2 separate regions of the Homo sapiens genome follow, and region 2 is linked to region 1. Evidence: read pairs that join two places in POLR2A ChIA-PET (ENCODE). Cell type or tissue: K562. All regions are shown on one strand. Each heading gives the region's core, and the rest is flanking DNA. Links, peaks and the distances in the headings are about the cores only. Region 1 overlaps DNAJC2 (DnaJ heat shock protein family (Hsp40) member C2). Region 2 overlaps SLC26A5 (solute carrier family 26 member 5).

Region 1 (4,399 bases), core at 154-4,153:
ATTTTGAAATAATTTTAGAGGAGTAGAAAGAATCCCTGTATACTCTGCCTACATTCCCCAAATGTGAACATTTTCATATTTGCTAATTATTTTTACCTATATGTACAGACATACTTTGAACCATAAGTTACAGACATGATGCCTCTTTATTCCTTAACACTTCTGTGTTTTTCCTTAAACATAAGGACATTTTCTTATATAATTACAGTACATTTCTCAAAATCAAGCAATTATCCCGATATAACACTATTCTTTAGTCCCAATAATATCCTCTAACACTGTTTTGTAAAACCTGGTAAGCAAAACAAACAGCCCCCTTCTCTAATGGCATCTGAAATGGAACAACTGCAATTCTCCATTTTTAATGGTTAGGTGAAGTAAATCTTTGCCCTGGAAATGTTTGCTTACAGCTTCCAGTCTGCTAAACATTTTATTTCCCTATCATTCTGAACATAGACCCTAAGTCTTGTACGTCCAAGCAGCACAGATACATGGCTAGCATTTTCTACGTTTAGAAAAGCAAAATTTACCTTCAAATCGTTCTGAAGGCGTTGCGTTGTCTGCTTGAGGTACCACTCCATGTTCTTTTTTGAACTTATCAAATGCCTTTTTATTTATGTCATCTTTTTGATGAGGGTCTGAGAAATGAAAAAAATTTAATACTTAACAGATCATCATTTAATCTTTCATTAAATTGCATAAGTTATTTTAAAAATAGGTGTTTAAAGTAACAAATGGACTTCTCAAAACTCACCAAGTTTTTGGAGACTCTTTGCTTTGCCAATAACATCTTTGGCAGTTCTTTTGACTCCAGAGGAAGAATGTATGTTCATGTAATTAGCAATAACTTCCCATCTGATAGGATATATTATACAATAATATGAATAGTAGTAAGGAAAAACAAAATGAAACGACAAAAACCATTAGATTTTTACTGCAGAAAGGTTATAGTATGTACAGAATGAGCTCAGATTGGTGGTCTAATTATGCTGCTACTATAAATTCCTGTTGCCTGGACTACGGTTTTTGCTTTTCATGTGTTTAAATCAACGATAATCTTGGTTTTAAGTCCATACATCTTACAGATTTGGTGTACAAATCAACATAAATAAAACCACTTATTTGTGTATACTGCCAGTTTAATACATTTCTTCAGAAGATCAATCATTCTGAAAACAGCCTCGGTTTCATCTATAGAATTAGGGACGCTGGATCTCTAGGGCTTTCTTGCAGTTAAACTCAAGCTCCAGCTTGAGGTGGGAAAAAACAAAGAGCAAGACTGTAAAAGAAAAACTACAGAAAACCTAATCCCTAGAACAAGCCATGACAGAGTAAGCCAACATAAATCAAGACTTGTCTCATGATCTTCAATTTCCTGAGAAACAAGTATTCTGTCATATGTATATGTGCATGTGTACTGATGCAATGGGTAAGACTGACAGCTTCAAAATGCACCTCACTTTTCACACTTTTCTGCTGTGGCACAGAATTTATCTCTGCAAGTTTCTGTGATAACAAGTGCTGCTATTTGGAGTCTGTCTACATTATCTCCAGGCTCCAGTGTGAGTTGAAGAAAAGTTTCATTAAAACCAGTACCTTGAATTTGTTCCAGCAGGGAACAGATTCACAGCTTTAATTAGTAATTGTAGATCATCTTCTGACCAATTTTTACTTCCATTTCCACCTCCACCAGTTGATTTCTCTGTGTTCTTAGATGCTTGTCGCATACGAGCCTCAGCTTCCTCTTTCTCTTTTCTGATTTGCTCATTTATTTCTTCTATCTGCACAAATATCATAAGTCAGGGACTTAGAAGTATACTGTATTGCTATTCTACACTCTCTTCCTGGCTAGGGCTTTGTGGTCCTCAACTCTCAATGTCATTCTCACTCTGACCCCATACTCCTCTCAGGCCAACCCAAAAAGAAGCACCAGCTTTTCACTCTGGCTTCCAGTCTGCATAGGTCTGCCTGAGGGACCAAGAACTGCCCACAGCCTGCCTGATTTTCCCAGTACTCATGTCATGTGACTTCCATTAGCCTTGGACACTAATTGACAAGTCTGTGGGTCACTGAGTTATTCATCCACAAGGCCATTTCAAACCTCTCTTCAAACTCATATTCACCCTTTCTGCAGACAATCTCATTTATTCTCTACCAAAAGGTGAAGGCATAGCAAAATGGCCTCTTTTATTTTGAAGCTCTACCATTTACATTGTTCCTTCTAGACTACCTTCAAACATGCACAAGTAAAAAAAGAACCTTTATTTGCCCTTGTTGCTTCTGTCAGCTGCTATCTTAAGAGTCAGCTTTGGCTCATTTCTCCCCTTCAATCCCTTAGAACCAGTAAAGTCCCAATAATGCTAACCTTGAAAAATTTTTTTGATTCCCATCATCACATTCATAGTGCAGGTTCTTTTTCTTTCTTTCTTACTTTTGAGGCAGAGTCTCACTCTGTCGCCCAGGCTGGAGTGCAGTGGTGTGATTTCTGCTTACTGCAACCTCCGCCTCCTAGGTTGAAGTGATTCTCCTGCCTCAGCCTCCCAAGTAGCTGGGATTACAGATGCCTGCCACCATGCCCAGCTAATTTTTGTATTTTTAGCAGAGATGGGGTTTCATCATGTTGGCCAGGCTAGTCTCAAACTCCTGACCTCAGGGGATCTGTCTGCCTTGGCCTCCCAAAGTGCTCGGATTATAGGCATGAGCCACCACGCTCATAGTGCAGATTCTTAAATAAATAAGATTCTTGTAACTAGTTACATCTATCTGATGCACCTTATCCACAAACGTCAGATTAGTAGTACAATGTTGAACCTTCTGTTAATCAAAGATTTGCAGTAATGGAAACTAGTCAACAAGGTATTAAAAACCTGATCATTGGTTCTGCTTTTCCTAACTGATTTTGTTTCCCACTCCATTTCCCCATAACATTTTTTTTTTGTCTGTTTTTTTTGAGACAAAGTCTCGCTCTGTTGCCCAGGTTGGAGTGCACCGACATGATCATAGCTCACTGCAGCTGTGACCTCCCAGGCTCAGGTAATCCTCTAACCTCAGCCTCCTGAGAAGTTGGGACTACAGGTACACGACACCATGCCAGTTAATTTTTGTATTTTCGGTAGAGATTTTGTTTATGTTGCCCAGGCTGAACCATACTTTATACTTCTACTTCTATTTTATAGTTTGTGGTATTCTTCTGACCTTCATTTTAACTCTGTCCTTCCTTTCAGGCTGGTTCAAACTACACTGAGCCTTCCCTGGTCACTAAAACTTGTGGCCCTTCCTATCCTACACCTCATTTACTATGGGCTCTCCATCTTTTGGTCCTTAAGGTTCTTCTCAGGTTCTTCTCAGCATGTCCTTTGTGGTGCAACAGCATTAGGCATTTCTCCAAAAGAACCTAGGCATAGTGCTATATATAGTAGGTACTAATACTTGTTGAATTGAATTGAATTTCTGGGCCTGTTTTCTTATCTGTAAAATAAAAGGTATAGACTAGACAGAACAAAGATCTCTTTTGGTTCTAACTGTTATTACCCTATGAAAATACTCAAGGAATAATCAAAACAATTATTTTTTTCTAATATGATTTTGCAAAAGCTATGCTTGTGATAGATACCACAAATCAAACACTAAGTATGGTAAAAACCATAAACATCTAATCCAACTTAAATCAACAACAGCACCTTACTACATAAACAAAATGCAGACTGGGCATGGTGGCTCATGCCTATAATCCTTTGGGAGGCCAATGCGGACGGATCACTTGAGGTAAGGAGTTTGAGACCAGCCTGGCCAACACAGCGAAACCCTGTCTCTAGTAAAAATACAAAAATCAGCCGGGCATGGTGGCACACACCTGTAATCCCACCCGCACTCCAGCCTGGGTGACAGAGAGAGACTCCATCTCAAAAACAAAAACAAAAACAGGCTGGGCGTGGTGGTTCACACCTATAATCCCAGCACTTTGAGAAGCCTACATGGGCAGATCATGAGGTCAAGAATTCAAGACCAGCCTGACCAACATGGTGAAACCCTGTCTCTACCAAAAATACAAAAATTAGCCAGGTGTGGTGTTGTGCGCCTATAATCCCAGTTACTCAGGAGGCTGAGGCAGGAGAATCACTTGAACCCGGGAGGCGGAGGTTGTAGTGAGCCAAGATCGTGCCACTGCACTCCAGCCTGGGCAACAGAGCAAGACTCTGTCTCAAAACAAAAAACCAAAAAACCGAACACATAAAACAACAACAACAAAACAGTGGGAAACATAAAGAGAAATCAGATACTCCCTGCACTTGGTGACTTATATATTAGGTGAAGAAACAGGTCAAAGCAGAATTAAATGCTACATATAGGTAGGAGTGATGTGTTCCTCTATTACCTGTTTTTCCAAAGCAGCCTTTCC
Region 2 (4,399 bases), core at 132-4,131, 62 kb after region 1:
AAAGTCTCTTTTTACCAATGTTTTTCGTGATAGAAGACACTCTAATTCATTCACTTGAGCTACTTTGCTTCAATAATGATGTATTTTTGAGCTAATCAGTTAAAAATAATTTTGTATCTCTTTTGCTTTTTATGTGGACAGTGATAATTAGGGGTAGCAAAAATACTGTTAAATCTTACTTAAGTACAATAAAACTATTATATTAACTTAAAGGATATTATAATTTCAAAATAAAAAACGATTTTTTTTAGAGACAGCATCTCACTAGTTTACTCATGCTGGTCTTGAACTCCTGAGCTCAGCAATCCTCCTGCTTCAGCCTCCTGAGTAGCCTAGCATATTACAGTAATGTTTTCTAAAACGAATCTTCTTGTAGCAATACACATTAAAATATTTACAGATGATGTTATGACTGGGATGTGTTTCAAAATAAAACAAGAGAAAGTGAATGTCAGCTATAAAGGAAACCAGATTGACCATAAATTGATCATTGTTGAAGCTGAGTGATAGTTCACGGGGGTTCAATATACTAAAATCTTTACTTCTATATATTTTTGAAATTTTCCATAATCAAAAGGGGATAAATCTTTTGTTGAAAAGAGAGCCTAGCCCACCTCCCTGATTATGCTGATAGTACGACACCAGGCATAGAGGTATTAAATGACTCGTTCAAGAGGATGCTTACCCCTGCCAGAGTTTTCACTCCAACAGAATCAATAAAATTGACTTGAGTGAAATCCAAAATGACAGTGTGGACGTTATCCCCTGGGGGCATAAATCTTTGCATTTCCTCAGGAAATGTGCTTTTGATCACTATTGGGGGATATTTTACTTCACCATCCTCTTCTTCAGGCTTGGTAGCATCCTCTCCATCTACTTCTGCATCCTGTGTCAAAAATTAAACCAAACCAGAATTTTATGAACAACTCACATTTCTGGTTGTGAGAAAGATTTATAATGGAAAATCTGCTCTTGTGTTCTTAAGCTACTGACTCTACCAGACCCCTTGTAAAATATTTGTCATATTCTAGCCTTGTAACTGAACAAAAAAAGGATGTATGTATAACATTCCATTTTAAGTCAACTTCTCTCTTTTTCCTTCTCCTCCTTTTTTTTCTTGTCCAACAAAATCCACTCTCCTCAGTTATCCTATCCATTTTCTGCTAAAGTCTAAAATAGTTCCATTAACTTTAGTATGATGGGTCACACATTAGCATGCCTGAACAGCAAAAGCCACCTTTGAGCTTTTTAAACTATCAGCTGAATAAATCTATGACAAAGTGCTAATGGTAAAATCTGTTAAGGTATTGTGTAATTTTTATTTTTTAAAATGATGTTTTCCTTACTTTTTTCAGAAACAGCCTCATAACTGACCTTATCAGGTGCTTGTAAAATATAGAGGATACTAAGGTGGTTTCTAAACTTTCCTCTTTTAGTAACTTCGTGCTGTGTTTAAACTTCAGTCATGAGTAAAGATGGAGGGCATTGCAGAACAAGACAGAACGGATTATTTCAATGAAAAGACCACTCACTGCTTTGACAACAGTTGCGTTGGCCATATTTGCATTTCCGACTTCCTTAGCGTACTTCCGCATGGCCTTTCTCCTTGCTCCCATGATGACTGCTGGGTTCACTCCAGTCTTTACAGAAGAGCACCATATGCAAAATCACTTCATGGCTCTCAGGGACCCACCCCAATGCCACTCCCCTTCAAATCTCCCCATTTAACTGCTTTCTGGGTCAGATTATCACCCCAACCCTTGCACTGCCTTTCCCTCAGAGGCCCTGAACTGGTTACTCCCTTACATTAGTAGCCTTTCTTATTCTCAGTCTTTATTCAAGACAACCAGAAGCTAAAATATTAAAGACAATTTTTAGAGCAGTCTTTTTCAAGTTCAGATCTGTCAGGTTGTTATATTTAAGAGACTCTGTGGGTTGACAGGGAGCTTTTCCTATATACAGCGTGGTGTAGGGTTGAGTTCTAAACATGACCAAAGGAATCTACATGATCCCAAGAATAAGAAACCTAAAATTATTTTCTCATGTTTTCTTAAAATTTTGTTTGAAAAGTAATATTATATATACGATAAGAGAGAATGAACAATGGTGATGGCTGCACAATGTTTATGTACTTAATGCGACCCACTGGACTGTATACTTTGAAAATGCTTAAAATAGTATATTTTATGTTATGTATATTTTACTACAATAAAAGAGAGAGAAACAAAGCGAGAATGAAATAGTATATACAAAGGTATACTAGTGATCCTCATATCCCTGTCAACCCACAAATCCCATCCTCAGAAATAATCAATTTCTCATGACTCACCTTTCGTTTTAATGCATTGCTATACAAGTCGCTATTTGCATAGTAAATTGGTGCATTTATTTGAAATATTTTTATTCCAGGAATTTCTTTCACCTGAAGAGTAAAATATTGCTGAATTTAACACATGGAAATATTTCAGAATCAAAACTGCATAGCTTCCCCACCCCAAATAGAAAATGAATGCAGAAGTTGCTAAGGTCCCCTTTTCAGGGCTTAGCTAAAATGATGTCACACACAGACCAAAAAAAAAAAAAAAGATAAGAAAAGAAAAAAAAAGTCACTCTTATCTACTCATGCTCTGAATGGAAGAGAACTGACAGAGACCTTTTTAACATGCACATCTTTCCATTTGTTTTAAAAGTCAGTCTTCGTTTTATTTTTACCATTAAACACAAAGAAGAAACTGAAAAATACTCAAAAACAGAAAAGAAAATGGACAGGAGATGGAAGGCTGCTGCCCAGACTGTGAGAGGCAGGCAAATAAAGTGAACAGAAGTTTACACTGGTTTGATTCACAGAAGCAGGAAGGAGCTTAAATGGACACAAGTGAAACTGAGTGAATATTTTATCAAGAACCCTTGTGGAACTCTAGGAGGCAGGCTGGAAACAAGCAATGTTGCATATACTTCTTTGGATCGAGGAAAAATATAGCAATTCTAACACCTTTACCTTAGAGTGAATTTTGTTTCCTCATATCCTAATACCTTAAAGTGAGTCTGAGAATTTCTTCCCAAGCATAAGACAAGACCGACAGACAAAACTAGTTTTAAAAGATTTTGTAAAAATCTTCGATATTCCACAGAAGAAAAGAACACTCAAAATCAAGGAAATCTGAAGCTGTAATTTTAACCATTCAAATGAAGTGGGAGAATTCCACAGCCCCACCATCTACATTTTACATGGTTAAAATTATTTTACCATTATACATTCATCAGAAAAAAACCATGCACACACAAACCATCCTTTCAGTTTCAATACTGTATAAATGTATACTTTAATTTCAACAATATATATTTATCCCCATTAAAAATGAGGAAAAATAAATATTGGAAATTGAGTAGTTAATGCATAGTATAAATTATAAAATTGAATCCATATAGTAGATCAAAGCTCAGACTTTTCACTTTGACCACTATACCTCCCATCTTACCCCTACTTTTTATCCTGGGTAAAAACAGTACTTAGCCAAGCACATCACATGCTTACAACCTTTTTAAGTGATAGAAAAAGGTCCTACCTCCTCATATGCGTCTATATCAATATACACATCAGTTTCAGGAAGCTTTCCAAGGACTTTGTAGCTTGGACTGAAGATAAAGAGTGTTAAATACCATTGTGTTGAGGCACAGCGTGTGATTTCAACAGGAGGTTGTGTATGTTTATGTCAGGTTGGGGTTTGCTGGTGCATTTGGGAATGCTTGATCCTTACATGGTGCCTTTGCAGAAGGGCTCCACACATATCACGTTCCCAGTGCCATTCCAAGCCTAATACACCCCACACACCTCATGCCACATACACATCACATGCCACACACACACATACATACCACACATGATACGCACACACCATGTACACCTCATACTACACATACACATCCCAATACCTACCTCACACACCACACACATACACAATATACATACCTACACACAATGCATACACACCACACATACAGAATACACACACATTATACGATATACCACACATATACATACACACATGCATACATACCACATGTATAATGCACAATACATACCCCCACACACATGCATACACACACAATGCACACACACCATACATACATACCTCATATCACACACAATATACACACACTACACTACATACCACACATATACACATCATACACACTGCATATATACTATGCAATGCACACCCCTCACATGCATACACACCATGCACATACATACCACACATATGCAATACACACATACCATATACACCTCATACCACACATATACACACTCCCACACACATACGCAATACACACACATACAATGTATACACACCCACATACCACACACACATACACAATACACACATCTACACATAAT

Evidence for each region. Peaks named below come from ENCODE experiments on the same cell type or tissue, not always from the same donor. Only the 100,000 strongest peaks of a DNase experiment are listed, where the experiment ranks them.
Region 2: POLR2A ChIA-PET joins it to region 1 with 5 read pairs; 2 of 35 experiments call an interaction of 5 or more read pairs at or near these places.

Annotation. Positions count from the first base shown.
Region 1 is chr7:103,315,234-103,319,632 of GRCh38, forward strand. DNAJC2 (DnaJ heat shock protein family (Hsp40) member C2) reads right to left here. Exons shown (of 17, transcript NM_014377.3): 12 at 4,376-4,399; 13 at 1,597-1,781; 14 at 755-855; 15 at 531-638. It also overlaps a transcript of PMPCB not described here. Among named protein-coding and RNA genes, the nearest start is that of PMPCB, 20 kb to the left of the region's middle. In K562, for the core only: no CTCF peak of the experiment used is centred there; no DNase peak of the experiment used is centred there.
Region 2 is chr7:103,376,914-103,381,312 of GRCh38, forward strand. It overlaps SLC26A5 (solute carrier family 26 member 5), which reads right to left. Exons shown (of 20, transcript NM_198999.3): 15 at 3,567-3,636; 16 at 2,330-2,422; 17 at 1,533-1,640; 18 at 686-886. Among named protein-coding and RNA genes, the nearest start is that of PSMC2, 31 kb to the left of the region's middle. RefSeq lists a silencer at 3,687-3,974. In K562, for the core only: no CTCF peak of the experiment used is centred there; a DNase peak (open chromatin) is centred at 2,528.